6 separate regions of the Homo sapiens genome follow, and regions 2, 3, 4, 5 and 6 are each linked to region 1. Evidence: chromatin loops called from intact Hi-C (ENCODE). Cell type or tissue: MCF 10A. All regions are shown on one strand. Links, peaks and the distances in the headings refer to the core of each region. The heading gives the core; the rest is flanking DNA.

The links. A loop is a pair of places that touch in the nucleus more often than their neighbours do. Peaks named below come from ENCODE experiments on the same cell type or tissue, not always from the same donor. Only the 100,000 strongest peaks of a DNase experiment are listed, where the experiment ranks them.
Region 2: a loop joins it to region 1, with 9 times the contacts of the local background. A loop is called at or near these places in 2 of 110 quality-filtered maps.
Region 3: a loop joins it to region 1, with 18 times the contacts of the local background. A loop is called at or near these places in 6 of 110 quality-filtered maps.
Region 4: it touches region 1 in a loop (6-fold over the local background); 5 of 110 quality-filtered maps call a loop at or near these places.
Region 5: a loop joins it to region 1, with 25 times the contacts of the local background. A loop is called at or near these places in 2 of 110 quality-filtered maps.
Region 6: a loop joins it to region 1, with 2.6 times the contacts of the local background. A loop is called at or near these places in 4 of 110 quality-filtered maps.

What each region holds. Positions count from the first base shown.
Region 1 is chr9:32,347,578-32,353,009 of GRCh38, reverse strand. LOC107987059 (a long non-coding RNA gene) reads left to right here and starts at 986. Exons shown (of 3, transcript XR_001746645.2): 1 at 986-1,178. In MCF 10A, for the core only: a CTCF peak has its summit at 2,099; no DNase peak of the experiment used is centred there.
Region 2 is chr9:31,906,347-31,911,778 of GRCh38, reverse strand. The region is part of intron 1 of LOC124902137 (a long non-coding RNA gene); the gene reads right to left. It overlaps LOC105376011 (a long non-coding RNA gene), which reads left to right. Exons shown (of 9, transcript XR_929543.3): 5 at 1,769-2,041; 6 at 2,660-2,829. Among named protein-coding and RNA genes, the nearest start is that of ACO1, 480 kb to the left of the region's middle. In MCF 10A, for the core only: no CTCF peak of the experiment used is centred there; DNase peaks (open chromatin) are centred at 2,448 and 3,338.
Region 3 is chr9:32,146,258-32,151,689 of GRCh38, reverse strand. No RefSeq gene overlaps it. Among named protein-coding and RNA genes, the nearest start is that of ACO1, 240 kb to the left of the region's middle. In MCF 10A, for the core only: a CTCF peak has its summit at 2,987 (motif pointing left); no DNase peak of the experiment used is centred there.
Region 4 is chr9:31,797,437-31,802,868 of GRCh38, reverse strand. No RefSeq gene overlaps it. Among named protein-coding and RNA genes, the nearest start is that of LINC01243, 420 kb to the right of the region's middle. In MCF 10A, for the core only: a CTCF peak has its summit at 2,658 (motif pointing right); no DNase peak of the experiment used is centred there.
Region 5 is chr9:31,836,305-31,841,736 of GRCh38, reverse strand. It overlaps LOC105376013 (a long non-coding RNA gene), which reads left to right. Exons shown (of 3, transcript XR_929549.2): 2 at 3,740-3,844; 3 at 5,094-5,432. Among named protein-coding and RNA genes, the nearest start is that of LINC01243, 460 kb to the right of the region's middle. In MCF 10A, for the core only: a CTCF peak has its summit at 2,236; no DNase peak of the experiment used is centred there.
Region 6 is chr9:32,261,426-32,266,857 of GRCh38, reverse strand. No RefSeq gene overlaps it. Among named protein-coding and RNA genes, the nearest start is that of ACO1, 120 kb to the left of the region's middle. In MCF 10A, for the core only: no CTCF peak of the experiment used is centred there; a DNase peak (open chromatin) is centred at 2,187.

The DNA.
Region 1 (5,432 bases), core at 218-5,217:
CTTTCTCCTGTACTGTATGCTTCCTGCCCTCAAATATCAGACTCCAAGTTCTTCAGTTTTGAGACTCAGACTGGCTCTCCCTGCTCCTCAAGCTTGCAGACAGCCTATTGTGGGGACCTTGTGATCATGTAAGTTAATACTAATATATATATTATTATATATTTTATATATTCTAATATATATATTATATATTATATTATATATATTATATATTATATATATAATAATAGATATAATATTATATAATATGTACATATAAAACTAGAGGGGGCTGGAGTTTGGCATTTCCTTTCCCCAAGTAGATTAAGGTGCTGATAGACCCATAGCAGGTCAGGCTGTGGTATAATAGTTTCTTCTGAAGGCAGGCTTTGCTAAGAACAGATGCTCTGGTCTATTTCAAGTGGTGACTTTCCCCCTCCTCCTGCAGGAAGCAAGAGGAAATTTTTCTCCCATATTTACTGTGAGGATCTGGCAAGGCTCTTGGAGGTAAAACCCATAAAAATATGTGACACCCCTTGACTGGTTTCCACTGAATTTTTTAACTCTCAGACTTGCCCAAACTGAGCCTCCCACAGTTCATCAATTCCAGTTCAGGTTTCCTGCCCTGTCACTGCTTCCCATGGAGGCTGCAGCTGGCAGGTTTCTGCTCTAGTGACATGTGATTCTCTGTATCTTCCTGCCTGTCCCTCCAATTTTTGGGGCAATGGTCGGCCCTGTGACTTCATTTCTCTGACAGACCTAAGAAGAGTTGCTAGCTTTTTTACTCTTTAGGAGACAGTGGTGACTTCTAAGCTTCCTTCCTTGCAAGACCCAAAACCAGACTCCAGGAACTTTTTACTGGTCCGTTCAGTGAAAAGCTGTTATTGCTCAGCTCCAAGGCAGTCCTTCTACCCTCTGCCTTGTGTTGCAGTGGCTGGGACTCAGCGCTCTTCATTTCTGCTTCGCTGGCTGCTCCTTGCAAGTCTCCCCCAGTGGGGGCACTAGAGGGAGACTGGGAGACTGGAGGAGGAAGAGGGGACCTGCTTCTTAAAATTTGCTTCCTCTTCCTGTTGGAAGCTTCATAGTCTTCATCAAGATCCTTATTATTTCTTGCTATTTGTGAACCTCCCTGCTTTCAAGTCCTCTTCAATTGTTTCTTCAGGCCAGACATTCCATATGAGAAGGACTGAGAGTTCAAGGTACTTATGGGGAAGTATGACAAAGCCTTTTCTTCTTTTTACAACTACAATTACTATTAAAAATCTGCCATTTATTGTCTACAAAGTGCTAGGTATTTTAAAAAATATTACCTTATTTAATCCTCACCACAATCCTACAAAAGAATTACTGTTATTTTCATTTACATATGAAGTCATGAAGGTAAAGGTAACTTGAGTTGGGTTTTAAGTGCAGGTCAGGGTAATAACACAAGAGGTGTACATATTAGTGAATTTACTATGGATGTGTAAAGTCATACAGAAATTGGAACATCATGGGGATTTTGAAGACATTTTATGGTTTCAAAGATTTCAAGGATGATGTGTTTTGTTTAAGAGAAGGTAGGATTACCTTGTCAGAGGAAGAGAATTAGTTCCTCGAAGGTAGGGATTTGTTGTTGGGTGAGGAATGGCAAGACTGGTTCAGTCTCAATTTTCAGTATTAGTCGAATACATACTTATAAAATTGACTGGCCCTTTGTATACTCATATGTTTTGTTACTTGTAAGCTATTCCAAAGTGAGGATTGAAATGTTGGTGTTTCTAATACTTCACTCAGCCCTTAAACATGATTTAAAATGATTATCATATTCTAAGCTGTTTTAGATTAAATCTTTGCACAATATGGCTTCATACTTTATATCTTATTTTGGAAAATTTGGCCTGGCTTCCCTTGGGAGGTGGAGATGGTGATCCAGGAAGCTTCTGGAAACTTCCTGGTGATATGCATGAATTTAATATCTATAAGTTTATTAAATCCTGAAGGCAAAGGGATTAATGCAAGGGAGATATATTTAATTATTACAGTGGAAACTTTTTGAGAGGCTTAATGGGGGAAAAACTTCTCCATAGACTAACAAGAAAACATTTGATTTCAAGAGATTTATTATTTGCAATATTAAATTGTGCCAATAGATGGAGAAGTTGTTCCACATAAATCAGAAGGCTTGCCTTCTCTTAAGAGGAATAAAGAAATTCAGGTTTCTGGCAAGTTGAAAATGAATTTCCTTAATAAAAATGTGAAGCAGGAAAACTGGGTTACTTATAAATTTTAACAAGACATAATGTTAACAAGGGACAAGAATTTCACTAATTTCAATTAAGTGTACATGAAACTCTTACTGCCTGTACTGTTTTTGAAATTTGGCCATAGCACTTTTAGATAATGTACATTTGTATTTATCTCTGTATTTATACATGGCCTGTACAAAAAGTGTTTTAAATAATGTACAAAACTTTATAAGATAAAAAAGGTAAAACATGCTTAAATTTAAAACAGTAGAGAAAAAAGAATGGGATGAAGTTGGGGTACAAATCTGGCCTGGAGCTTCCCAGCAGTCAATGCAAATAGAGAAACAGGACCAGTTGCATAACCCAATGTCCATAACAGAAAAACAAGCCAGGTGTTAGGAAAGGTACCATATAGTATGAAGACTAGGAATTATATCCTTTAGGAACTTATGAAGGAGATATTGTGTAAGGTGATAAGTAATTTCCTTACATTACACCCAATGATACTTTTCACATGACTGCTTCCTACAGCAGCTGATAGGTAACACCGCAATGCTATTCTGTCAGAAGAGTTTAAGATGGAGGGGGCAGAGTGAGCATTATGCGTCCCAAAACACTTTCTTGGAGTGTAGCTTTCTGATTGTCTAATTTAATTGAAGGATACAATTTAGAACCCATCAATTCTCCATAAATACTATTTTTCTAACTGAGGATTTGATAAAGATGGAAGGTTGCTGTGAAGATTAAATAACATGTTGCATGCAGAACACTTAGCCTGAGCTTTGCAGGTTGTGAAGCCTTGACGAAAGCCGTCCATGACCAGCCTGAACCACCTACTACCCTTGGATGAAGGACACATGATACCTCCTCTGGCTACTCTTGGATATCTGTGTGGTCTCTTACGTACATGGTGTATTTTTCGAGTCATTTAAACTGGGCTCACCTTGCCATCCCCCTCTAGTAGGATTCTCTTCAGCCTCATGTTCACTCCTTCCTCCTGTTCCAGACCTCCACGGCTCCTTTGTCTTGGTGAATTTAGGCTCTCTCTTGTCATCTTTTCTTGCTTAGTCCTTTGCATGCTTTGTTGGGATCCTCACTGTCTCTGATGTTCCAGAGAACATGGCTGCCCTAGACCCTGAAACCCAAACCAGGCTCCCACTGTCTCAACCTTTCTAGAATACTGCTGCCCAGATCGAGTTTCCCTCTCTTTACAAGAAGGAAGGTCTGACCACAGCCATCACATTTTATGGCTTCATTCTTGATCAATTTTCTCTAATTCTAGTGAGTCAGTGACACACGTGTAAATTTCTCACAGCCGCTTCTGGGGCTGGAGGTTTATCTGAGAACATTTCTCCAGCTCTATCCAGCCACCACTTGGTTTATTCACATCCATATTCTTTGCCTTCAAACATGGAATCATTGCAAATTCAGGCTGGAAGTGGCAGAGGTCATTGAGTTCATCTGCCCAACCACACACACAAATGTGCACCTTCCCCACACCCACACCATCTAACCTCCCTTTGTTCTCCATTGCATTGATTGCAAACTCTATCAAAAAGAATGTTGCAGTAATTTTGCATTTTATAGCCTGAGGATATGCTAAGGGTGTATTTTTGCCTATATTTCTGCACACTGGTTGAGAAAATGTGCGCTGAATTCTGTTTTGTTTCCATTAACCTTTCTCTGAGAAATTACTGACCCCGAATATTGGAGCCGCAAATGGATTCTCTTAAGAAGTATCCTGTCAGGATGCAACCTCTGTGTATTATGTGGCTTTTAGTCAGCAAATGCTTCCTCTGAATGCATCGACTCCCTTAAGAAGTATTCATTTGAGTGACTTTCTCTGTATAAGGATTTTTAGAAATATTTTTATCTCTGCTGTCTTAGGAAACCTACATTCAGAAGAATTTATAGTTCACCTATTTCTATAGCTGGCAATAGCTATATAAAAACTTTGCTTGTGATTTTTACTCCTACCTGCTTGAGATTTTCCCAAATCAATTATTTTTCTGATTTCTCCATAGACTCTGTCTTAACCCTGTGCACCCAGTCTTAGGTGAGGTATTTGTATCCTGACATATTTTGCACTTTTCTATCATCCTTGAGAAAATCATGCAAAATTCTTTCCTAGCTCAGTGCAAAGCAGAGTTGTGCCACTATCATTTAGCCTCAACTTAGAGACTGTATGTTGAGATAAAGCAACAACACGATTTTGATCTTATATTATTCAAATGGGACCCGCATGGCCCATTGCAACACTGTCCTGCCCAAAGTTACCATCAGAAAACAGGCCAGGATTGGATATACTTCTAGAGAGCAAATTCCGTGGGTAGCCACAACACGTAATCTTGGATCATTCATCATTTTCCGGCGATGCTGCCAACAACTCAGAACCCTAAAGCAGCAAGCATGTGAAGACTGGTCTCATGGGGGCTTTTCAGTCCTCCCTTCTCTTCTCTTCTTTATTTTCTATTGTGGCAATTTTTTTTTAAAGACCCATTATAAACAGTGCTTTGTTTCTATCCGTGAATACATTTGGAAAATCTTTGGAATCCTGGGCCTACATTTTTTATGTGTGTGCATATGCATGAATGTGTGTTTGTGTGTGTGAGCATTTCTGTGTGAAAATTGGGGGCCAGGGGAGAGACAGCTGAAGTTGGAGACACTGACAATATAATCACACTGAAAAGCAAGTGCTCCCTAAAGTCTTGCTGGAGAGTCAGCCCAGAAAGCAAAAGGAATTGCATTTCAGACCACCCCATCTCACTCTCTAAAATGCTGGCAATGCCCTCAGTTCTAAACCTCAGTTATTTATTTATTTGCTTATTTTGAGATGGAGTTTTGCTGTTTGTGCCCAGGCTGGAGTGCAATGGCATGATCTCGGCTCACTGCAACCTCTGCTTCCTGGCAAAACCTCAGTTATTGGTGACAAGTGAAATAAGGCAGCCTGGTTTCTAGGCATAGCAGATTGGCCTGCAGTGAAATGTCTTAGGAGTATCTTGATCTTTGTCAGAAAGCTAAGCAGAGCTGACTCCAGATGGTACCTGTAGAATAACTGTAATGTTTTTGCACATATTACTTGTATTTGCATTTGTGGGGTATAATCCAAGTTGTGAAGCAACAAGCTAACAGAGGGGCTCTAGGAAAGGCGTTTTAACCCAACAATATCACATTGGTTTTGGCAGCATTGGGAACAGATGAGAGCTGGAAGTCATCAAGGAAGGA
Region 2 (5,432 bases), core at 316-5,315, 440 kb after region 1:
ATAATTTATGAGGAAAAGAAATGTATTTCTTATAGTTCTGGATGCTGGGTAGTCCAATGGTTCTGGATGCTGGGTAGTCTGGATGCTGGGTCCACATCTGGTGAGGACCTCTTGCTGGTGGAACACTGCAGAGACCCCATGTGACACAGGGCATCACATGGTGAGGGGACTCCCAAGACATGGCAAAACTGGCCTTTTATAACAGTCTCACTCTTGTGATAATTAACCCATTCCCCCTTAGTAACCCATTAATTCATTAATCCATTCATTTGTGAATGGATTTATCTGTTCATGAGGGCTCTGCCTTCCAAAGGTCCCACCTCTCAGCACTGCTGCAATGGGGATCAAGTTTTCAGCACATGAACTTTTGGGGGACATGTTCAAACCATAGAAATCCATATAGACAAATATAGAAAATAAGATTGCAGCATAAAAACTTTTATTTGGGAGAAGTGGGTACATGGGGAGATATAACTGACTTATCAAGGTAAAGAGAGCCCAACCTGAAGTGCCTCCTGACAAGAGTACTATTGACAAGCGGGCAAATTCATTGATGGATATTGTGCCTAGGACTTGGAGACACAAGGTACTCAAGTTGGCAATAATTAAACAGAAGAATTGCTAGAAAACAATATATAAAGCAGACAGAGTCCCTGAACTCTCTCTTACTTTAAAAGGCCAAGTTGTTAACTCTTCTTTATCCATGTCCCACTCCTGGGCAGGGGATCAAATGTTTACTCTCTGGAGAAACTGACCTAAAGAAAGTCTGGACAAACAACATTAAAAAAAGGCAGGAATAAAGGCCAGTGTCTGAAAACAGAGGGGATATTTGCATGGGAGAATTCCAGCGGACTGTGACAGTCTAGGATGTCTTCACACTGAATGCTGGTGTGTTGAGAGTCACTCTCCCACCCAGCTCCCAGAAGATCAGCATATTTTACCACCACTCCACTTCCACGCTTGAAAAGAAGAATGAAAGATTTAAAATATTTTCACATATTTATATTTTGGAGTTCCCCCAATGAACTGTCAACTCATTTTCTAATTACCCTATAATGAAATTTTGTCCACTAACACAAAATTCCTAGTTAGTAAATTTTAGTAAATAAGAAGTAGAAAATCAAGAAACCAGAAATCTGAGGAAAGCTGTCCAAAAAAAGAGTCAAAGCAAATAGAACAAGGGATATCATATTTGAAAATCTCAAACTATAACCTTCTAATTGAAATCATTAGCGAGACAAAGCTAAATCACATACATAAAGGGAAAATGAATGCTATGACAAATAAATAATCAGAAAAGAGTAAAGAATTTTGAAAATGGAAATATAAAGGCCAAACTAATTTAAAAAAATAAATAGTAGAGTTTTGGGTTTAAATAAGGTTGAATAAGCACGTTATCCCTCCTCTCCCAAGAAATACAAATAGAAGCCTAGATCGAATGCAGTAGATAGCAATCTGAGGACTCTCAACAGTAAATTGTAGCAGGTAGATTGGGTAAGAAAATTAGAATTGAAAATACTAAAAACTCAAGTGGTACATTTTCTGTTTTCATTTTGTTTTGTTTTGTTTTGTTTTATTCTATATAATACAGTCTCAAGTGCAGTCAAATCCTAAAACTATATACTAAGCATGGACAGAAATACCTCCAAAAGAATATCTGTCTCTCTCTTTTTATTTTTTTCACCAGAGAAGCAGGAATGGGAACCTTTATGGGACAGAGACAGTATCCTCAGGTTTTTGTTTCATTTTATTTTTCTGTTCTACCCAGGTTCCAGGTGTGTCTTAGTTTTGAAGCTTCACAGCAGCTGAGTAGTAGTGTGTGGTGAGCATAACAAATACCTAAAACTTTCAGGAAGGTGAATCCTTCTCTCTGACCGTGGGAACTATGGTCTGAAGATGAATGCCAATCGCAAGATAATTCAAATATTGAAATTATGAAACAATGACTTCCAAATCAGCTATGATAATGTGATCTACAAGCTAAGGTCTAATATCCTCAAAACAAATGGAAAGACAGAACATCTTAGCAGGGAAATAAAAGGTATAAATGAAAATAATGGAAATTTAGAACTTCAAAACACAATATCCAAAATCTGAATTATACTTGATTGCCACAGTTTGTCACAGTTACTATGGGACTGAATGAAGGGGGACGAACGCAGAAATGAAAACTTAAAACAAAAGTAACTATTTTAAAGAAAAGGGCCAGGGGAAGAAGAGGGCTCCCTGTTTCTAGTGAGCAAAGGCAGAAGTCCTGAGCTTCTGCAGCCCTTCATATTTATTGGGTAGAAAGAGCAGGGAGGAAGAGGTAACAATTGGTCAGCTGCTTAATTGATCACAGGTTCACCTTATTGCTAACAGGCTTCAGATGTGCCTAATCACAAGAAACACTGCGCTTGGGGCGTGACTGCCCTCAGCATTTCTTCTGGGCAGCAGACGCAGTTTGTCAATTTGCCAACATCCTGCTTTTATGAGAACAGTTTGCTGTTTACTCATATAGCCTCCAGTGGTATACTGAGTTGATCACGACTCTCATTCTCTCAGCCTGCAACATCTCTCCCTTTTTGTTTTTGCATTAATTAAATAAGATCTGTCCCTATGTCATGGGGGTTGATGTCAGTGTGATTCTGGTTGGTTCTTGTTCCGTCTTTGCATTCAGATTCAACTGGCTCATGGTTTGTACCGGGGGAACCAAGCCCATGGTTGGGATCCAGGGGTCCCTCCAGTCTCCTGTTCCATGGTCGCACACACCTTGAGGGCACCCACACGGTTTGATCGTCTCCTTATATTGCTGCTGGCAGACTCGTGACGGGGTTTCTCATTCATCTGGTAAGTTTCAGTTTCTCTGCTCCAGCAGACCTTCCTCATTCAAGTCCCAAAAGACCCTATCTGTCCCTGTCTGTCCCTGCAAGTTTCTGCTAGTCTCTACTAGTCTCTGTTAGTCTCTGCTAGTCTCTATCTATCCCTATAGTCCCTGTTTGGGTTCCACTTGCCGCAGTTTGCCACGGTTACTACGGGACTGACTGAAGGGAGACGAAAGCAGAAATGAAAACTTAAAACAAAAGTAACTATTTTAAAGGAAGGGGCCAGGGGAAGCAGAAGAGGGCTCCCTGCTTCTAGTGAGCAAAGGCAGCAGTCCTGAGCTTCTACAGCTCTTTGTATTTATTGGGTAGAAAGAGCAGGGAGGAGGAGGTAATGATTGGCCAGCTGCTTAACTGATCACAGGTTCACATTATTGCTAATAGGCTTCAGATGTGCCTAACCACAAGAAACACTGTGCTTGGGGTGTGACTGCCCTCAGCATTCCTTCTGGGCATCAGAAGCAGTTTGTCAGTTTGCCAACATCCTGCTTTTATGAGAACAGTTTGCTGTTTACTCATATAGCCTCCAGTGGTATACTGAGTTGATCACGACTCTCTCTCTCAGCCTGCAATGATCACGACTCTCTCTCTCTCAGCCTACAACACCTGATGGACTCAATAGCAGAATGAGAGTGAGATGACTGAAAGAGGAATCAGTGAACTTGAACCTAGATCAACAGAAACTATCCAATTTGAATAAGAGACAAAAGCATTGAAAAAAATGAACAACAGCTCTCCCTAGGGTATTGTGGTAAAATGCCAAAAGGTCTAATCTTTATGTCATCAGAGTCCCAGAAGAACATAAGAAAGGAAGGGTAATTTGGAAAAAAAATTATATATATGTTATAAATATATAAATATATATAAATATATATAAATACACACACACACACACACACATATGAGTAAGCAGATTGAATCAGTAATAAAAATTTGCCTATCAAGGAAAAGCTCAGGGCTGGATGGACTCACAAGTGAATTCTACCAAACATTTAAAGAAGAGTAGATACCAATTCTTCTCAAACTCTTCCAAAAAGTTAAATAGGGAATATTTTCATACATATTTTATGAGGCCAGTATTACCCCAATACCAAAACCAGATCAGGACACTATAAGGAAAAACAAACAAACAAACTATAGGCCAATATTCCTGATGAACATTGATGCCCAATCCTCAGAAAAATACTAGCAAACCAAACTTAGCAACATATTTAAAGAATCATTCGCCATAATCAAGTGGGATTGATCCCTGGGATGCAAGGGTGCTTTAACACACATAAATCAATAAATGTGATACATCACATTAACAGAATATAAGACAAAACCATATTATCTCAATAAACACAAAAAAAGCATTTGACAAAACTCAATATCCTTTCATGATAGACACTCTCTGATTAGGTATAAAAGGAATATACCTTAGCACAATAAAGGCCCTATATGGCAAACCCACAGCTAGCATCATACTTAATGATGAATAGTTGAAAGCTATTTTTCTAAGTCCAGGAAAAGACATCTTAATAGGAAAGGAAGAAATGAAATTGTTTTGTTAATGACATGATTTTATATATAGAAAACCCTAAAACAAGCTTGTCCAACCTGTTGCCCGCAGGCTGCATGAGGCCCAGGATGGCTTTGAATGTGGCATAACACAAATTGGTAAACTTTCTTAAAACATTATGAGATATTTTTGGCAATTTTTGTTTTTTAGCTCGTCAAATATCACTATAATTCATAACTGGGGACTTTTTTTTCTCAATTCTAGCCCATAATGGATACCAAGATATGAGGCATAAAGTTCTCTAACAATTCATATTCAACTTATTCATAGTACTTTGGTTTGCAAGACAAACGTGAAACTTGAGCCAACTTGGAGTGCCATTGGCTGAACAGTAATTGGTCTCAAGTCAAGAGTTGAAAGTTTAGCCAATTACTTCAAGTTAAGGTTGATTAAGTTTCCTGCCAATCATGTAATAATTCTGGGACTGCTATCATGATTCTAGATACTGAGTAAATAGACTAATCTGTTTAAACCTTTTTCAACTATTAAGTTTGGGCAAGATGGGTATACACTTACATACATAGGTTTATGTGTGTTCAGTAAGTGAATATGCAGAGAAATAAAATTTCATTCAAGAGAAACACTCATTTTTATGTTACCAATGTAGGAGGTGGCATAATATTTTTTAAGTATTTATAGTGGAATGGATATGCCTTGAAAACTGCCTCTGCCACCTTACCAACTGTGATATTTTACATAACTATTTAATTTCTCAAACTTCTGTTTTCTAATTTGTAAAATTTTAAGGGGTTATTTTGAAGAGGAATAGCATAAACAAGGAAGGCACATGTGATGCATGCCTTGACATTTTTCTTTCAGGTTCTTCCATGTAGTAGGAAAGAGTATTAGTCTGTTTGCATTGCTATAAACGAATACCTGAGGCACAGTAATTTATAAAGAGGTTTGGCCAGGCTTAGTGGGTCACACTCATAATCTCAGCACTTCAGGAGGTCTTGGTGGGAGGATCGCTTGGGGACAGAAGTTAAAGAATAGACTGGGTTAGTAGACAC
Region 3 (5,432 bases), core at 96-5,095, 200 kb after region 1:
TTACTTCCAACTATGTGGTCAATTTTGGAATAGGTGTGGTTTGGCGCTGAAAAAAATGTATATTCTGTTGATTTGGGGTGGAGAGTTCTGTAGATGTGTATTAGGTCCGCTTGGTGCAGAGCTGAGTTCAATTCCTGGGTATCCTTGTTGACTTTCTGTCTTGTTGATCTGTCTAATGTTGATAGTGGGGTGTTAAAGTGTCCCATTATTAATGTGTTGGAGTCTAAGTCTCTTTTAGGTCACTCAGGACTTGCTTTATGAATCTGGGTGCTCCTGTATTGGGTGCATATATATTTAGGATAGTTAGCTCTTCTTGTTGAGTTGATCCCTTTACCATTATGTAATGGCCTTCTTTGTCTCTTTTGATCTTTGTTGGTTTAAAGTCTGTTTTATCAGAGACTAGGATTGCAATCCCTGCCTTTTTTTGTTTACCATTTGCTTGGTAGATCTTCCTCCATCCCTTTATTTTGAGCCTATGTGTGTCTCTGCACGTGAGATGGGTTTCCTGAATACAGCACACTGATGGGTCTTGACTCTTTATCCAATTTGCCAGTCTGTGTCTTTTAATTGGAGCATTTAGTCCATTTACATTTAAAGTTAATATTGTTATATGTGAATTTGATCCTGTCATTATGATGTTAGCTGGTTATTTTGCTCATTAGTTGATGCATTTTCTTGCTAGTCTCAATGGTCTTTACATTTTGGCATGATTTTGCAGTGGCTGGTACTGGTTGTTCCTTTCCATGTTTAGCACTTCCTTCAGGAGCTCTTTTAGGGCAGGCCTGGTGGTGACAAAATCTCTCAGCATTTGCTTGTCTATAAAGGATTTTATTTCTCCTTCACTTATGAAGCTTAGTTTGGCTGGATATGAAATTCTGGATTGAAAATTCTTTTCTTTAAGAATGTTGAATATTGGCCCCCACTCTCTTCTGGCTTGTAGAGTTTCTGCCGAGAGATCTGCTGTTAGTCTGATGGGCTTCCCTTTGAGGGTAACCCGACCTTTCTCTCTGGCTGCCCTTAACATTTTTTCCTTTATTTCAACTTCGGTGAATCTGACAATTATGTGTCTTGGAGTTGCTCTTCTCGAGGAGTATCTTTGTGGCGTTCTCTGTATTTCCTGAATTTGAATGTTGGCCTGCCTTGCTAGATTGGGGAAATTCTCCTGGATAATATCCTGCAGAGTGTTTTCCAACTTGGTTCCATTCTCCCTGTCACTTTCAGGTACACCAATCACACGTAGATTTGGTCTTTTCACATAGTCCCATATTTCTTGGAGGCTTTGCTCGTTTCTTTTTATTCTTTTTTATCTAAACTTCCCTTCTTGCTTCATTTCATTCTTTTCATCTTCTATCGCTGAAACCCTTTCTTCCAGTTGATCGCTTCGGCTCCTGAGGCTTCTGCATTTTTCACGTAGTTCTCGAGCCTTGATTTTCAGCTCCATCTGCTGATTTAAGCACTTCTCTGTATTGGTTATTCTAGTTATACATTCTTCTAAATTTTTTTCAAAGTTTTCAACTTCTTTGCCTTTGGTTTGAATGTCCTCCCGTAGCTCGGAGTAATTTGATCATCTGAAGCCTTCTTCTCTCAGCTCGTCAAAGTCATTCTCCGTCCAGCTTTGTTCCGTTGCTGGTGAGGAACTGCGCTCCTTTGGAGGAGGAGAGGCACTCTGCTTTTTACAGTTTCCAGTTTTTCTGTTCTGTTTTTTCCCCATCTTTGTGGTTTTATCTACTTTTGGTCTTTGATGATGGTGATGTACAGATGGGTTTTTGGTGTGGATGTCCTTTCTGTGTGTTAGTTTTCCTTCTAACAGACAGGACCCTCAGCTGCAGGTCTGTTGGAGTACCTGGCCGTGTGAGTTGTCAGTCTGCCCCTGCTGGGGGTTGCCTCCCAGTTAGGGTGCTCGGGGGTCAGGGGTCAGGGACCCACTTGAGGAGGCAGTCTTCCCGTTCTCAGATCTTCAGCTACGTGCTGGGAGAAACACTGCTCTCTTCAAAGCTGTCAGACAGGGACATTTAAGTCTGCAGAGGTTACTGCTGTCTTTTTGTTTGTCTGTGCCTTGCCCCCAGAGGTGGAGCCTACAGAGGCAGGCAGGCCTCCTTGAGCTGTGGTGGGCTCCACCCAGTTCGAGCTTCCTGGCTGCTTTGTTTACCTAAGCAAGCCAGGGCAATGGTGGGCGCCCCTCCCCCAGCCTTGCTGCTGCCTTGCAGTTTGATCTCAGACTGCTGTGCTAGCAGTCAGCGAGACTCCGTGGCGTAGGACCCTCCGAGCCAGGTGCGTGATATAATCTCCTGGTGTGCCGTTTTTTAAGCCCGTTGGAAAAGCGCAGTATTCGGGTGGAGTGACCCAATTTTCCAGGTGCCGTCTGTCACCCCTTTCTTTGACTAGGAAAGGGAACTCCCTGATCCCTTGCGCTTCCTGAGTGAGGCAATGCCTTGCCCTGCTTCAGCTTGTGCACGGTGCGCGCACCCACTGACCTGCGCCCACTATCTGGGAGTCCCTAGTGAGATGCACCCGGTACCTCAGATGGAAATGCAGAAATCACCCGTCTTCTGCGTCGCTCACGCTGGGAGCTGTAGACCGGAGCTGTTCCTATTTGGCCATCTTGGCTCCTCCCCCCACTGAGGACTTTTTCTAATTTTGCTACTGTCATCTAAAAGGCAGAGCCAGGTGTACAGGATGGAACATGAAGGCAGACTAGGAGTGTGACCACTGAAGCACAGCATCACAGGGAGACTGTTAGGCCTCCGGATAACTGTGGGCGGGCCTGACTGATGTCAGGCCCTCCACAAGAGGTGGAGGAGTAGAGTCTTTTCTAAACTCCCTGGGGGAAAGGGAGACTCCCTTACCCAGTCTGCTAAGTAGCGGGTGTTTTTCCTTGACACTGAGGCTACCGCTAGACCACGGTCTGCTTGGCAACGGGCGTCTTCCCAGATGCTGGTGTTACCGCTAGACCAAGGAGCCCTCTGGTGGCCCTGTCCGGGCATAACAGAAGGCTCACACTCTTGTCTTCTGGTCACTTCTCACTGTGTCCCCTCAGCTCCGATCTCTGTATGGCCTGGTTTTTCCTAGGTTATGGTTATAGAGCGAGGATTATTATAATATTAGAATAAAGAGTAATTGCTACAAACTAATGATTAATGAATGATATTCATATATAATCATGTCTATGATCTAGATCTAGTATAACTCTTGTTTTATATATTTTATTATACTGGTACAGCTCGTGCCCTTGGTCTCTTGCCTCAGCACCTGGGTGGCTTGCTGCCCACCATAAAAAAAAATGAAATCATGTCCTTTGCAGCAACATGGATGGATCTGGAGGCCATAATCCTAAGTGAATTAGTGCAGTAACAGAAAACCAAATACTGTGTGTTCTCACTTATAAGTGGGAACTAAACATTGAGCACACATGAATATAAATATGGGAAAAATAGACACTGTGGACTACTAGAGGGTGGAGGGAGAGAAGGGCTGGTGGGTTAAAAAAATATGTATCAGGTACTATGCTCACTGCCTGGACAATGGGATCCACACTCCAAACCTCAGCATCACGTAATATTCCTATGTAACAACTCTGCACATATATTTCCTGTATCTAAAATAAAAGTTGAAATGAAAATAATAGGAGATACAGTAGGAGATACAGCAGCAAGGCAGTGATATCTTATCATTATTTTATTTACCCACTTGTTCAAGGACAAATATTTTCTTACTGCTTGTCATGCACGATGGTAGTTGACACAAATAACAGTGGTTTTCTTGCTATATTCTGCTATTTCCTTGTCATATTTCTGTTTTATTCCACTTGTGTTGGAGAAGCCCTTTCTGGCCCCAACACTGCTCTTTTACAGATCCTTCTAGGCCCTCTTGGGCTACAGTTTTTCAAGAGGCAGATACCTGATTAAGTTGAGCTAATTATAGCAAACCCTCACTTCCCCATTTATAGAAAGTGGTCCAGAGATGGACGAGCAGATGACTTCAGCCTGGAACATCAACGTCTATCTGTTGGACTCCTTAAGGGAGTTAAAAGTAGAAACTCCTTGACTTACCAATGGTAAGAATTGGGCCACGTATGGCTATAACGGTTATTGTTCCAGTTCCATTTGTAAAAAGTGTCTGAAAAAGTCAGTAGGCAGAGAGAATAAGAGATAGAGAGACAAAGAGAAATATTTCTGATTATTTTCATGTCTGTGTCCTTTCTTATTCCATTTATCATTTGTTCTTGAGAGCTGAATTATTGTTCTCCTTCATTTTTGATTATGAGTCAACAAGCTCCTTTCTTCTTGCCTCAGTGAACTTAGTTTAGGTTTATTTTACTTGTAACTAAAAGAGTTCTAAGTAATACCTCCCTATAACTGTGTATTAGTCAGGGTCCTCTAAAGGGACAGAACTAAAAGAATAAATGAATATGTAAAGGGGAGTTTATTAGGAGAATTGACTCACATGATCACAGAGAAGAGCAATCACAGAGCTCTTCAAAGATGCAGGTGCTCCCCTCGCAAATCTATTTTGCAAAGTATTAGTGAAGAGTATGTCTTCTGGACCCTCCCACCTGGGATGTGTAGGTCTGAGGTGACTAATCTACTCCACCATCCCAATCTCCCTAAACCTTTTTATCCTTTCCTCTACATTAAACCAAGGGAGATCAGGCATTTCCAGCTTGCTCACTTTGGGCCATCTTTCGATCCATATTTCAGCTAACCAAGCAAATCAACTATTAGAACCTTTTTTAACTCCCTTAGCTGCAACATTAAATGCAGAATCCCGGCTTAGTGAGCCCAAATCAATAAATTCGGCCAGATCCAACTTTATGTTCCTTTCACTATTATCCCACACCCTTAATATCCATTTCCATGCCTGTTCTCCAGATTTCTGCTAATATAAATTAGAAAACTCAAGCAGTTCTTCTGGAGTATAGCACACCTCCTCATGGGTCACATTCTGAACCTCATCTGTAGGGGCCTGCTGGGACTTTAGTCCAGTTATAGGTCTAGAGGCAAACAGGGGTGTTGGGGTGGGTCCTGAGGAGAATCAACATTGTCTTGCCTGGCAAGTGCCTCAGGGGAGGCCATCACTGTTGCCTCAGGCAGTGCAAGGTTAATCTCCTCAGACAAGGGTGGAAAGGCTGATGGCAGCATGGGTTGGGGAGGGGATGTTGCCACCACTGGGGATGGGGAAGCTGTTTCCTCAGGCAAAAAAAGCCTCATCAGAGTTTACAAGCTCAATGTCCCCAGCTTCATCAGGGTCTTCCCACATGTCCCCATTCCAAGTTGGAGGGTCCCATTCTTTTCCAATTAATGCCCTCACTTTAACAGTAGACAGTAGACAGGCAAGGCTGTGTATGCACCTTTCATTGAAGGTCAGCCACTCTCGTAGGAGCTTGTGTCTGATTTTCCACAATTTCAGCTCTTTCTTTACAAGAGATAGGACTC
Region 4 (5,432 bases), core at 311-5,310, 550 kb after region 1:
GATCTCATGAGGCTTCAAGTGAACAGCATGGGAAAAATCTGCCCCAATGATTCAATTACTTCCCACTGGGTCCTTTTCATGACACATGGAGATTATGGGAGCTACAATTCAAGATGAAAATTGGGTGGGGACACAAAGCCTAACCATATTATTCCACACCTGGCCCCTCCCAAATCTCAGTCCTCACAATTCAAAACACAATCATGTCCTCCCAACAGTCCCCCAAAGTCTTAACTCATTCCAGCATTAACTCAAAAGTCCAAGTCCAAAGTCTCATCTGAGACAAGGCCAGTCCCTTCCACCTATGAGCCTGTAAAATCAATAGCAAGTTAGTTACTTCCTAAACACAAGGGAGGTACAAGCATTGGGTAAAGATACCCATTCCAAATAGGGGAAATTGGTCAAAACGAAGAGTCCACAGGCCCCATGCAAATCCAAAACCCAGCAGGGTAGTCATTAAACCTTAAAGCTCCAAAATGATCTCCTTTGACTCCATGTCTCACATCCCGATCACGCTGAAGCAAAGGTAGGTTCCCATGGTCTTGGGCAGCTCTTCCCCTGTGGCTTTGCAGGGTACAGCCCCCTTCCTGGCTGTTTTCAAGGGCTCTCACTGAGTGTGGCTTTTTCAGGTGCATAGTTCAGGCTTTCAGTGGATCTACCATTCTGGGGTCTGGAGGACAGCAGTCCTCTTCTCACAGCTCCACTAGGCAGTGCCTCAGTGGGGACTCTGTGTGTGGGCTCCCACCCCACAGTTTCCTTCAGCACTGCCCTAGCAGAGGTTCTCCATGAGGGCTTTGCCCCTGCAGCACCCCTCTGCCTGGACATCCAGGCATTTCCATACATCCTCTAAAATCTATGTGGAGGTTCCCAAACCTCAATTCTTGACTTCTGTGCACCCGCAGGTCCAACATCATGGGTAAGACACCAAGACTTGGAGCTTGTACCCTCTGAAGCAAAGGCCTGAGCTGTAGGTTTGTCTCTTTTAGTGACAGCTGAAGTGCCTGGGACACAGGGCACCAAGTCCCAAGGCTGCACACAGCAGAGGGTCCCTGAACTCAGCCCAGGAAACCATTTGTCCCTTCTAGCCCTCCGGACCTGTGATGGGTGGAGTTGTCATGAAGATCTCTGACATGGTCTGGAGACATTTTCCCCATTGTCTTGATGACTAACATTTGGTTCCTCATTACTTATGCAAATTTCTGCAGCTGCCTTGAATTTCTCCCCAGAAGATGGAGTTTTCTTTTCTACCACATCATGCAAATTTTCCAAACTTTTATGCTCTGCTTCCTCTTGAATACTTTGACACTTAGAAATTTATTTTGCCAGATACCCTAAATCATCTCTCTCAAGTTCAAAGTTCCATAGACCTCTAGGGCAGGGGTTAAATGCCACAAGTCTCTTTGCATAGTCCTTTAGTCCTTACACTAGATTTATGCCTGGATTTCATATCATAATTACAGTGTCAGCCTATTTTGAATTTCTTTGCATACTTACTTTTACCAGTGGGTTTCACACCTTCAAATCTTTTCTTTTTGCACATTAGTGTTTTTGTCTTTGAGAATGAAGAATTCCCTTGAGCATTTCTTGTAAGATGAGTCTGGTGGTTATGAATTCCCTCAGCTTTTGTTTGTCTGAAAAAGACTTTATTTCTCTTCCATCTTTGAAGTGTATTTTTGTAGGGTCCAAAATTCTCAGTTGGCAGTGTTTGATTGTGCTTCCAGCACTTTGAATATTTCATCCCACTCCCTCCTGGCCTGTATAGTTGTTGTTGAGAAGTCTGTTGTCAGATGAATTGGATCTCCTTTATATGTTATTTGCCTCTCTCCTCTTGCTGCTTTTAAGATTCTCTCTTTGTTCTTGATTTTTGAGAGTTTGATTATTATATGCCTTAGATTAGTCTCATTTGGGTTTAATTTATTTGGTGACCTATGGTCTTCCTGTAGGTTTATAACTTTCTTAAGTTTCAAAAAGTGTTCTATTATTATTTCTTTAAACAAGCTTTCTCCCCTTTGCTCTTACTCCAATCCCACTTGAACAACAATAATTCTTAGATTTGCTCTTTTGAGGTAATTGTCTATATCTTGTAGGCATTCCTCATTCCTTTCCACTTTTTTCTTTTCTTTCCTCTGACTGTGTATTTTCCAATAGCTTGTCTTTGAGTTAACTGATTGTTTGCTTGATCCAGTCTGCTTTTTGAGATCTTCTAAGAAATTTTTCAGTATAGCAAATATATTTCTTATATCCAGGATTTTTAAATTATTTTATTTAAACCTCTGTTAAATTTCTCTGATAGATTTCTGAGTTGCTTTTCTGTGTAATTTTAGAGATCACTGAATTTTCTTAAAGTTTCTATTTTGAATTCTTGACGAGAGAGCTTGCCTGTCACCACCTCATTATAGTCTGTCTCTGGTTTCTTGCTTTGTCTACTTTGAGAGATCACAGTTCTCTGCTTGTTATTGTTTATTGTGGATAGAAATCTATGCCTTCACATGCAGGGATATGTTATTTATTCTATGCAGGTATAAGTTATTTATTCTAGTGTTCTCTATCTTGTTTTTCTTTTTATTAGTTATGTTTGCTTAGCAATTTCTTTGCAACATACCATTGCAACTCACCATTTAATGTCTTTTTTGCTAAGTCACTGCCTTGTTTTTAGCACTAGATGGCACTTTAAGTTCAGGTTTGCCTCTGCTCCAGTAAATTTCAAAGTGCTGTTCATCCTGAATTGGGGAGGTCCCAAAGGGAATATCCTGGCAGTGTGGAAAGGCTGATTAGGGGTTTATGTTCGGGGGACTTGTGTAACATAGTGCCTATAGCATGGTGCTGCTGAACAGCTACTCTGATTTGGTGGTTTCTTTGGCTGAGATATAGAGCAGTGTTTTCCAGTTTGGAGACAGTAATCCCACCTCCCCTTTGTCTCCAGCTGTCATCAGGAATTTTTATCCCTTTAGGCACTTGTGAGGCTTTCTGTCAGTTGAGGCAGGGACAGGCCTTTTGCCAGCAAATTCAACATGGTGGGTAAGCTGGTTGTCCATCTCTATCTCAATTTTTTTTTTTTAGTATAGTAACTGTGAGTCAGGGGAAAATTTTCTGCACTCTTGGGGCCTAGCAGATTGGGGGAAGGGTGTTGTGGATCAAAAGTTTGATTCTCTTACAGTCTGCATGAATTTTTTTTAACCTTTCTTTGGCTCCCACAACTGTCTCATTTTCATATTTGAGTTCTGGAATATTGCTGGTGATAATCTCAGCACTATATATTTGTTTTTGGTTTTCTGTGGGTGGAGGAGTGAAGCCAACTCACTTCTACTCTGCCATTTGGTTCTCATTTCTTTAACTTTCAGAAATATTTTTGACATTTAGGTGCTGTATTTTACGTAGATGTAGACTACAGAACTGTGTTCAAACTAGGACATTTGTTTTACCGTATGCTAATATATTCACTTGTTTGGGTTACATTTTTCAATCAATTTTCATGTTAAAAATAAGGTTTAATATAAACAGGCAGAACCCAGGAGTTGGTGGACACAATGCATATTAAGATATTTAGATTCTTCCTTACATGCCCAAATATCTGATTTACAAATTTATGCAAAACCTTTCTGATTTAGATTCAATGCAATTTTCATTTTAATGAAAGAGACTGGGAAGTCTTTTTTTGTTGTTTTGTTATATCACTACTTAATACAGTAGAAATAGGCAACTATATATTGCTATAAAATGTTTTATCCAGTTTGGTATTATAAGAATTAATGATTCCTACAATAATAAAATTCTTCTTAAAATAGTATTTACATTTCATGTGTAAACATTCTTGCTCGACTCTCCTTTATTTGATGAAATTTTCTTCGCCTTCTAAATACTCTTGACCTACAGATGCCAAATAATTCTTCTGTTATCAGATATTGGAGTTGTAATTCTTTTTTCTTCATTCATTTCTCTTTTTTTCTTAGTTTTAAGTAAGTTTTAAATAATCTGTGCTTTTAAACCAAGAATCTAGAAGAACATATCTGAGAATCAACAATCCCAATATATTTACCCATATTGTCTCAAATTCTCCTTTTAAAAAGTTACATGAAACAAAAATCAAGTTACCTTATGGTAAGTTACAATGGTAATTAGCGTTTTCTAGTTCTTATTATGTTGCTGTGTCATGGAACTTGTTTCCTGCTGTAGATCGTCAAAGAAAAATTTGGAGGACAGAATTAAATAAAGACTTTATTCAAGACTATTCCAATAGGGGAGAATGTCAAGAAGGAAGTTTATCATATGTGATTAGGCCATCTGTATTTGCTAATTGGTGCTCATGGAATTTAGGTTCTTACCTTCCTATAGAGACTGAAAGATAGGGGTTCTTATTTCTCTTAGTGACAACATTTTAAAATGATGCTTTTTCAGCTCCTTGAAAAATGTGTTCGTGGTTTGTAATATTGGCAAGAAGCTGTGAGAAAACTTATATCTTGAAGGGGCAAATTAAGTATCTGTGATGTTTTCTACATAAAATGCTCTAAGAAAAAAGAGTTTGGGGAGCCATAGTCAGGAGGAAACCTGACTAACATTCTGCCAAGCTGTTGTGGGACGTTAAGGTCATGTTGGTTAAAACTCACTTGGAAAAAAAAATTACTCTCCGCCCCACTCTTCCCACTTTTCAAAATTATTAGAGGGCTCAGAGTCAGATCCTATTTGATTTAGAGATTTGATATTCATGGAGCAATTTATAATAGTAGATATAAAACAGTAAGAAAAAATAGGGGAAAAAACCCTTAGCACTTTTTTGGGTTTAAAAAAGAGTATCCCTTAAGAATGCTGTATATTCAATGATGCTTATTGACAAATATTTTTATATTTCCTATCTCAGAGTCATATATAATATTTTAAAATGTTATATGTATTATATGCAACATAATGTTGTGAATAATATTGTGAAACATTTTGTGAAATATTCAACATTTTTGGTCTACATTGATATACATTCTCAGGTTTCATTCATAATGAGAAATATGTAATACCACTTTTTCTATTTTTTAAGTTATTTTAGTTGCTTTGCCAAAGATTTATCTTACTGGCCTTTTCAGAGAAATGTCTTGGATGAGTTCATTAATTCTACCAATATTCTGTTGTCATTAATTTTGGTTTGTAATTTTATTAATTCTTTATTCTGTTTTGTTAAGAGTTATATACACATTTTATAATTTTAAGGTAAATATATAATTACTCTAATTTTTTTGTTTAATTCAAAGACATTTAAAACTCTCAAATTTTCTTTTTGGCTGCATCCCACAGATTTCTTTCCCCATTGCCTTCATTTTCTGGCTATTTTTTATTATTCTTTAATTTCTTATTCAAGAGTTAAGAGCTTTATCTGTTTTCCTTTTTACATTTCTCTTTTTTATCTTTTTATCTTTTTTTTTCTTTTTGTGGAGAATGGAGTCTTG
Region 5 (5,432 bases), core at 109-5,108, 510 kb after region 1:
TATCAACTGCAAATTAATTTATTATCTCATTTTTCCAGAATGTATGCCTTTTTATTTCTTTTTCTTATTTTTTGTTTAGGCTAGTATGATCAGAAAAAATATTTACTAATGATTTAGTTATGAGTAACTTTATATTTTGGTTTGGTTTTATTTTTTATTTTACTAAATTTAATTAAAATGCTTCAATAATTTCTTCATTAAGCGTGATGATCCAATTCAGAATGGTTACATTTTAACATGTCAAGAAATAACTTTCTTATTTCGATTATACCCAGCATGCGAATTAAATTTTATAAAATTATTTTTACATTGACTTAGATAACATGATTTTCTTTTATGACCTATTTTAAACTAGTCAGTGTTTTTGATCGTGATGTATTTTTTATTAAATATATTTGCTTAGTTTGAGGATGATTTATTTTGAATAGATGAAATCATTTCATCTTCTTTTTTCTTTAGTTTTCCTTGCAGGCTTTAATATGTGTATTAGGAAAGATGTAAGAATAATAGACATGCTGAAATACGTAAGAATGAGGAAAATATTTCTTGTGCTTGCACACATGAAGAAAAATTTTGAACAAGTATTCCATGTTAAAACTCTTTAGATGTTGCTCCATTGTCTTATGATATTTTAGATTTGTTTTTGAGCATGGGAAGAAATTTCTTTCCTAGGTTATATACAACTTTTTCTGAATGAATATTCATAGGATTTTTCTTAATTCATATAATTAAATAATTCTGCCAAAATATATCTAGTTATTCTCTTTTTATTATTTTCTGCAAGTGTTCAGTATGCCTTTTGAATTTAGAATTCAAGTCTTCCCCCGCCAGCACCCGCCACTTGTTCTGCTAATTCTGTCTGCTATTTTTATCTTGGAGTATTTTTATCTTTCATTTTTTCCGACTTCACGTTTAAAAAAATGGAGCCTCCATAAAATAGGGCTTCAATTTCTGGCCTTCAGACCTAATGTGTTAATTTTGGTTATTATTACCTCTTTCTGATCTTTCTTTGCATTCCCAGAATATATGTCATATTGCTGATTTAATTTTCTGCAACGTTGTTTCTGTGGTGAGAATGTCCAGTCACAATGGTGAAAATCTTGGTGAATTGAGAAAGAGTCATTTTTCATATCACTAAAAATACTTTCTGTGAGTAAAATTAATCCACAATGTTGCCTGTTTTGGCAGCATTTACTCCTCAGTCTTTTGACATAACCTTCTTAGAATGCTTTCATCATAATGAACTACATAATTTTTCTTATTTTAATATCTGTTTGTTCATTCCAGTCATCATAGGGGACAGGTTGAGAGTCACAGTCATTTTCTCACAATGTCATCTTTTACATAAGTTAACATATAGTATGTACTTTAATAATAAATGGAAAGCTCAATGAACAATACATTTTTCAGTGGGTTTTATAATTAGAATAAAGATTCAGAGAAGATATTTCTTTTATATTTTTCCAGGACCTCACAAATGCAGGACTTTTTGGTGAAACATGCACATATAAATATTAAATTTTTTTTATGGAAATGAAATTTATAGAACAAACCACTATTTTCATATTTAGAAAAAAAGAGTATGTCTTCTAAGAGTGCAGCAAAACTCTTCTCTTAATTTTTTATTACATTTTAAAATAACATGGGTATCAGCAAAGCAAAAAAATGCTACCTTAATTTCTTATACATTTTTAAAGGAAAAAATAGTAGACTTGAAGTCCATTTTATAATTTTTTCTTTGTATGTTCACTCCAACATCAAGAATGCTATATATATATATATATATATATAATAATGCTATATATATAATCTGTCAATGGACTTTAATTAGCTGTCTGTAAAGAAACAGAAATTCATTAAGTGTGTTCTAGTCTCATGCAGAGTCAATGAAACTAGCTTTCAGGCTACAGTTTTCTCTTACTCCTGTTCATTCTCATTATTCTTCCAAAGAGATTCTTACCCCTTTTCAAAACAGTGTGTTTTACTTCTTAGAAGTGGCTTTCTTTTGAATGCAATTATTATTTAATGTTTAAATATTAATGTGCAAAAGGAGTTAGGCATTATAGTTCTTAAATCTCATAGTAATATTTTAAAAATAGAATTACCTCATGCAGAGGATGCTCAGGGTTCACAGTTGATTTTGAGTACACTACAGTAAATTGCCAGTTATTGTGGGCCCTCTGGTCTCAACACATTTTTTGCTGTAGGATTTGCTGCCATCTGTGGTGAGGTCTGAAAAGTAAGTGAACTACATCAACAGCTGATTTGGCAAGAGTCTGCAAAACATGTATTCTGGCCCCTTTCCACTGCTAAAAGGTGGGACTGGAGCTGAGTAAGAAGCTCTAGGTTTGCCAGACTCAAACTGAAAAAGGCAATTCAACTCTGAGGAAAAGATGCAAGGAACATGTTATTCGAGTGAATTTTCAGGAAAATCTGTGCACTCTAAAGCAAAACTAGATAAAAACTCTTGGCTAAACTAATGATTCATTACAGGGGAAAAAAACTATCAAGAAACCAAATTGAGATAAAAAACCTAAACTTTGGAAATTAAAAAAATGACCCTTTACATAAGAAGTCAGGCAGAAATAGCAAGCTTCTGTGGAATCATGTAATGAGCACACAGCATTCACTTCACATAATTCATGCATTCTACCACTTACTACTTAGCCAGAGTCACACAGAGATTTCTGGCAAACCACATGAGTTCCTTCATACAGCGAACACTCAATGATCCTATTGCACACAAGGATTATTCAACTTGATATTTTACAAAAATCAATTCTCTCCACAATGGAAAAGAAATCATTACAGTAGAGTAGGTAAAATTACTCTGAATGGATAAGCTCCAGAGTGTGATATGGCAATTTTAATTTTTGTAGTGCATTCAGCTTGGTGAAATGAAAAGAGAATTTGCTTATTCTACAAATATTTATAAGTGTCCCCTTCCTCCTCACTCTCTACCATGTGTTTGCTGGACCACTTATTAGAACACCTAGTTTCAAGTCAGAGTTATAATATCTGATGTATGATTTTTACCAGGTTACTCCTCTCCTTCTTATATGTAAAAGAAGGGCATTCAAATTGAGCAGAAGTTAAAAAACAAAATGTCTGGTAGAAATGACCCTGCTCAACTTTTTTCATGTTCATGGGAGAAAATTCTGTTCATATATTACAACATATACTTATCCCAGTTGAGGCATCTTAGAATCTTTCATGCTTGAACAACTGTTACTGATAGTCTGGAGGGTGAAAGCAAGATTGACTTCTTGGCAGGCCTCCATATTAGGTAACAATTTACATCACATCTCAAGACCAGGGAACCAACCAAACAAAAACCAAAGTTTGCACCTCAGCACAAGCCAAATAACCGAGTCATTATGTTTAATTCTAGTCTCAAAATTAGGGAAAGCTCAGATGTTCTCTGAGTTTTTGACTTCTTAAGTTTTGACTTCCTAATGCAAACACCTTCACCCTTGACTTTTATAATGCTGACAATTGATACCATGTCAGGATCTTCTTGGATATGATAATAATGGGAGAACATTGTTCTTTTTCTACCATAAACAAACTAACTGTAAATTTGATAACCTGGTAATTTTGCAGTTTTGTTTTTCCTTTAAACATATGTTCTGTCTTTATTTGATGAACCGATTTTTCAAAAATCTGGCTCCCTTGCAAACATCTTTTTGAGTAAATGACTTTTTCCTGAATGTTTTTCCTCTGCTTCTTCCTTCCCCAGGAGTTAAAATGTGACATGAAATCTCGCTATTATATTTGGACTAGAAGAGCTGCAAAGAGCATTTTCTGTTCAAATCGCCTAGGATTAAGTCTCCTCATGTAGTAGGTAAGTAAATGACCCAGGTTTCCTCCATTAGTTTTCAGTTCATCCATCTTATTGTTAATGGGCACAGGGTCAAGGGTAGACCGAGGTTTATTGTCATAATTTTAATATTTGGGTTTCATAAATTTTACAGCTTCATAGAATCAATACTTACAATAGCCACTTGTTCTTCAAAGTCTGAATACAAGCAGGACAGTCACAGCTGCTGCTGTAGAAACAATATAATCCATATTCAGAATCACTATACTTCATATTCAGAAACAATAGACTCTAATATATTCATACAAACTAAAGAAAATTGTTCATTAATTTGTTTCTTCTTTTTCTTATTTTAAACAAATGACAGGCAAAATTATTTCTTACTATAGAGTGAAACACCACCTCTTCCTCAAGGCTCAAGCTCAAATTACATATTATGTTCAAGAAAGCTTACGTTAATCCCTTAGTCTTTAATTGCACATTCATATGATAAATCTTTTCTATATATAGAGAGCTATTTTCTTGTTCAAATGGGATTAAAACATTTACATTTTTGTTTGCTTTGGATGTACAAAAGCGATGTTGGTCCCTGGAAAAGCAGGGAAACTGATGAGGAGCCCCAAGGCCTGAGTCCTGTTAGAAGTTGAGGGGCAGTTTTATCTTATGATTTTTAGCCTTTTAGAGTCAACGTGAAGAAAAAATACTGGACAAGCCAGTTTCAAACTGGAAAAGAAAAACTCCGTGCCTCAAGGTTTGGAGGTATTTAATTCTTTTACACATCCTAGGGAATAAGAGGAAGTGGGGACACTAAGCAAGAATGGCTGGAATTTAATGGAGTTTCTCACTTTAAAGCTAGAAGATATGCATGAGGGCTGTTCTAGAAGAAAGGAACCAACAGTGATGTGTTGACTGTGCTTTATGTCCTGAATATCTGAGTTGAGAGTGAGAGAGCCTGAACAGAAAGCATTTCTTCCTGGTTGCTACAGAAATAAAATAGTCTGGAGAACATCTGGGCCTCACAATTATTACTCACCATTAAACCTAAGGGAAGAAGACCCATGAACTTCTCCAGTAACAATGTGGAAAATGATTTCTGGTGCGGGTCAAAAAGGGATAGAACATTTGATAAAAACACAAATCTTTACACAAGTCAGATTTAAAATTCAAGTCTTAGGATAAAAGAAAAAGCAATGTCCCATAAAGTCTGGCTGAGGCAATGGAAATACTGGGCACCAACTCCAGTATATGGAAGATTTTTTTTTCTTTTTTCCAGAATCAAAGTCCTGGCTTCCTCCTCAAGGAGCATCTCATAACAAAAGCATCCAGAGTTCGGGCTGCTTTGGAGGAGCTTCACAGGGAATTTAACAGAATGCAGGGTGGAATGAGGTGAGTAAAGCAGAGGTAAGTGAAGCCCAGGGGACTGATGGCCTCAGTGCTGGGGATGTATAGACAGGGTAAGAGCTGAAGGCACCTTACCCCAGTGGTACATATTGGTGAGACTCAGTGTTGCCTATTGCTTTTGTCTATCTTAGTCTCAGAACTGAAGGCTGTAGAAATTAAATCAAATGCATGTTTAATTAATTCTTCAGGGTTTGACACCTACACTCATTTT
Region 6 (5,432 bases), core at 284-5,283, 86 kb after region 1:
TGGATTTTCTACTACTGCAACTCACAGAATAGTGGCTAACAAAGAACTCTCAGAAGTCTGAGCCTTTTCTCTGGTACTAACTTAATAGAATTCAAGACACCTCCCCTTGCCAGGTTTGTGTGGTTGTTGATGATATTTGGGCATCTCAGCACTTAATTTGGTCTTCGGAATAACCCCAGGCACCTGTCTCCAAGGGTAATCTCTATGGCCCAGGAAAGTGGGGAGGAAGAGAAAGTAGGAGGGTGTAAAGTTGGACGAGTTAATGACCCATCAGTTTCACTTTTCTATGGTGCCCTGTAAGAGATGATTTCTCCAGGGTAGAGCTTCTCAAACTTTAAGGGGTGTACAAATCACCTGAAGATCTTGTTAAAAACGTAGATTATGAATCAGCATGTCTAGGGTGGGGCATATAATTATGCTTTTCTTTTCTTTCTGTTTTTTTTTGAAAGAAAGGCTGGAATGCAGTGGTGTGATCTCAGCTCGCTGCAACCTTGGCCTCTCAGGTTCAAGCGATTCTCCTGCCTCAGCCTCCCAAGTAGCTGGGATTACAGGCGCCTGCCACCGTGGTGGGCTAATTTTTTTTGTATTTTTAGTAGAGACGGGGTTTCACTATGTTGGTCAGGCTGGTCTCAAACTCCTGACCTCGTGGTTCTACTGCTTCGGCCTCCCAAAGTGCTGGGATTACAGGCATGAGCCACTGTGTCTGTCCGTGATTCTGCATTTCTAACAAGCTTCCAGGTGGCCTGGAAGCTACTGGTCTAAGGTCCACAGTCTGAGTAGCAAGGCGCTAGGTATTGCTTGGGTATGGTGTCTGTCTTCTCACTCCTCCTCTGCTTCAATTTAGTCTAGACTAAGACCTCAAACTGAGGGTAGACCTCTTCAGATCATTCTAAATAAGAGATTATCTTTCCATTCTTTCTCCTTTCTTGGCAATGCTGTCATTCTGAAGGTGTTTTTCCCTGGGGCTCATGGGTTTATAACTATGGATGAAGTGTCTAGAAACACTTCCAGTTTCTTGATGACAAATCACCTATTTCTATCTGAAATAACTTATGTAACTTATTTAACTGTAAAATAAAAACTTATTTACTGTAAAATAAAAACTCCTGCTTGCATTCTTGCGTTAATCTTAAAGTTTCCCCAGAATACACAGAACTTATTATAGATGATCAAAGGCCACTTTTGCTCTGACCAAATTGAAACATACAATATGTCTTTCTTTTTCCCTGGGCAACTGTGAGTGTCAATATAGATTTTCCAGACCAACCACTAAGTGGTCCTGGAGGAACCCCAAATCTATATTATAGTTTAGAGAAATGGGTCACAGGTCAGTCCTTTATTTAATCAACATACCAATTCTGAGCATACAAGTTTGTTTTGTTATTTTTAAAGTTTCTTTCTAAAATAACAGGGTAAGTATGATAGGAAGCATTTTATGTCAGTACTAAAAGTGAGGGAAGAATAAAACAGAAGATTTGAATAATTGCTGGAACACATAAGGCAGATGGAAGAGGACTGAAGAAATACAAAGTAGAGGTGAGAACCCTTATCTACAACGCAGACAAAGGAGGCGCCAGTGCAGAAGTGATTGGATGCTTCTAATCTCAAGCTCAGAGATGGCTCTGTGGGAGTTGGGCCAGCGCTTTGCTCTGTGAACTTGGCTGAAACCACCTTTGCAAAGATTATGACAGTGACAGGTATCTGGCATGGCTGACTCCATCTTGCTTCTAGCTTCACAGGCTGGCTGTCCTCACTCTTTCCTGGGTGTAAGCCAAGCTAATCATGGGAGGAATTTAGTTTATAGTTTAACTTTGAAACAAAGATGATAATAGTCCTTCCCTAAAACTGCACCTCTCCTTGTTCAGAGACTGAAACTGCCTTTGTAAGACGAATAAAAGGCCAGGAGATTAGGATTATGGGAGGGGCCTGGATTCTGCTAAAATGTAGGCATGGTTAAATAATATTCAGCCATTCGTTCCTTAGGTTGCTTTCATATAATTCCTTACTGCTCAGGAGTCATGAAGCCGGAGGTCACAAGATTTGTGACTTCTCCAATTGCTCCTGTAGATAATATCACAATTGTAAATGGTAAAATTGGTCTTTTGAGATGTATTTCAGACTTTTGTATTCTGAAGACTGACTGACTCCACCTGGACCCATGACTCATGACTCAGCTGGTACTGTGGCTCCCACCCAGAGGCTGACTCAGCACACACGGACTGTTTTCCACACTCCTACGATTTCATACCCAACAAATTAGCAGCACCCTAGCCCCCTGCCCACGAGGTTATCCATAAAAACCCTAGCCTCTGAGTTCTTGAGGCTGATTTGAGTAATAAATTTTATTTTCCACTTGGCTAGCCCTGCATTACATTAATTAAACTATTTTTTTGGTGCAAAAAAGTGCATTGGCTTTTCTGGGCAGTGGGCAAGATGAGCCCCTTGGTGATTACATGGTTGGCTGGCTGCTTTGGTAGGAGCTGCTCTCTAGAGGTAAAGGGGAGGAACTGCCATGGGGGTGTGTGTTCCAGGGCATGGTTTGCTCTGGGCATTGGATTGTGAGCTGCAGTATTTTTCTCTATCTTCGGAGGTGAAGGTACTTTAGTGGAAAACTAGTAGCAGATACTATATTAAACTAGATGTCTAGGGCAAGTAAAGGCTTTAGAAAATACGGAAGAGACTTGTATATATTTTAATATAATTGGGTTTGGCAAAGAACCTGAAGAACGATTGGAGAGAAAGGGAAAGACAGTGAAGCAGACAATTAGGTAGATGTGGAATAGGAAGTGGGGTGTGTGTGTGTGATGCTATAACATTTATACTTCAGGAATCTGCCTTTAGAATTATTAGAATAAGACACAAGCTTGATTAGTATTCCTACTGGGCCTTTTGTTTAACTTCCAGCAAAAGGCTTTATTTCCCTGAAATATGATTCCAGTATGATGATCATAAGCCTTGCTTAATTTTAAGACATTTCCCTTCACTTATGAAAAAGGGCTCATCGGCAGTCCCTGCCAAAAACTCATTAAAATACATTTTAAGGTCCATTTTAAGGTCATTTTTAGTATTCATTGCAGTGTTAATTAGAAAACTGCAGTTTCCTTTCTTCCTACCAGAAACCCTCTCCAGTAGCGTCTTTGACTGAGTTTGGCATTTTTGCTGACTGCCCTGCTTCCCTGAATTTAACTCTAACAGAATAAATGGCTCTATTTTTGCTTTGCTGTATTTTCTTTAGCTCATAGTTTTGCAGCTTCAATCATTGATAAACCTAAAGCTGTCATTTTTTAATTTATTGAGATGCTCTTCACATTCTCCACAGAGTGAGCTAAGATGCCAATGAAAGTCCTTACTGCAAAAGTGAGATTACAGAAAATAAATTTATATGTTCCAAGTACTAACTTGCATCAAGTTGAGTCCCAGTTTCCTAAAAGTACAAAGGTCTCATATAAATTTAATATATCCTTATTGCTACATCTTTGCAGACATTCATCAAATGTAATTAAGTTACTGCTGTCAATAAAATGCAGAGAGGTAAAATATAGACTTTATTATGTATGTGTGTGAGAGATTCATTGAAGAAGACATGGGAAACCCAGTTTCTGGTTCCGGTTACATGCTTTGTTTTTATAGCAAGATGGAGAGAAATACTAAGCTAGAGTTTACAAAAGTTGGCTAGGTCTCAGAATTACATGGGAGCTCTTTAAAAATACAGCTTTCTGGACTTAACTGAAACCTACTGAGTTAGCCTCTCTAGTGTTAGGGTACAGAAATTTGTATGTGTGTAGAGCACCCCAGAGATTCTGATACAGTTATTCCTCTGAAAATGGTTTGACAGTATCTTTTACTAGGAATAAACAGAAATATTAAAATTAAAATTTTTTATCCGTATTTGTTTAATCCAGGCAAATATATAAAAATAATGCAGGCCTAGCCAGAATCATCTCTTGAGCCTCAGATGGAAGGAGGTGAAGCACTTCGTGCCCATGGGTAAGGGATATAAAGTCAGTGGACAGAGACTGGGGATCCTATCCCGGAACGTGATTAAGGATGAACTGGAATAAAAAGTCCAAGACTAGTCTCTGGAGCTGAGGGATAGTTCTAAGGCAGGGGACACAGTAATGGAGCAGCAATGAGGGGCAGGGGGAAAGAGGACCACCATACTGCATAACTCCAGGAACCATTCACATGATACTTGTACTAGTTATCGATTGCTGTGTAACAAATCACCCCAAATGATTTCTTTGGGGTGCTTAAAAATATTTATTATCTCATAGTTTCCATGGGTCAGATATCTAGGTTTCTCATGTAGTTGTATTCAAGCTGTTGGTTGGTGCTGGAGTCATCTTTGGGCTGAACTAGGGGAGAATCTTCTTCCAAGCTCATTTATGGTGGCTTTTTGTGAGGCCTCAGATGTGCTCTCAAGCTCCCTGATGTGGTTGCTGACGGGCCTTGGTTCCATGCCATGTGGGCTTGCCTGTGGGATGGCCAGGAGTCCTTTTTATATGGCGTCTGGCTTTCTATTGAGTTATGGGGGAGAGGGAGAGAGGGAGAGAGGGAGAGAGGGAGAGAGGGAGAGGGGGAGAGGGGGAGAGGGGGAGAGAGAGAGAGAGAGAGAGAGAGAGAGAGAGAGAGAGAGACTGGGCACAGAAGCCACAGTCTTTTTATAACCTAGTCTCAGAAGTGACATTCTACATGTCATCACTTCTGGGTATTCTATTCACCAGAAGTGCATCACCAAGTCCAGCCCACACTCGACAGGAAGAGTATTAAGCACTTTGAAGGGAGGAATATTAAAGAACTTGTAAACCTATCTTTAAAACCTACACAGTAGCCTGTGTCCCCTGCCTCCTCTAGCTGGGCAGCGCACAACATCCATGTCTGTACATGACAGCCTGGTTGAAAACCAATGGTCAAGAGCAGGAATAGAAGGTGAGACAAACCTGAGTTTACCTGAAGAAATTATGGGTAAGGAGTAGGGATGCGTGTGAAGGAATGGAGCACGGTGGCCAAGGGCCCAGGCTTCAGTTTCAGTGTCTTTATCTGTGTGTAAAGGGAGTATAAACAGGCAGTAATTGTGCCAGCCCTATAAGGTCGCTTCCCACATTAAGTTCTCCAGTGAGCTTTGTTGTTTCTACCACTGCAACACATCTCAGAAGTATCCTTTTTTCTCCATAGCCATGGCCACCTCCTTTTCCCCAATCCTCTACCATCTCTGAATGATAGGAATCTGGATGGCAGTAATGATATTCCCACTAGTTTCCCCACTTCCACTCTTGCTTATCTAAGGTTCATTCCCCTCTCAACAACTGGAATCATCTTTAAAAAGTACACAAATGATCATACCATACTCCAGCTTAAAGTATTCAGTGCTTCCCTGTGGTTTTAAAATAGAATCAAAATTCCTCACCATAAACCATAAAGCCCTGAACCAC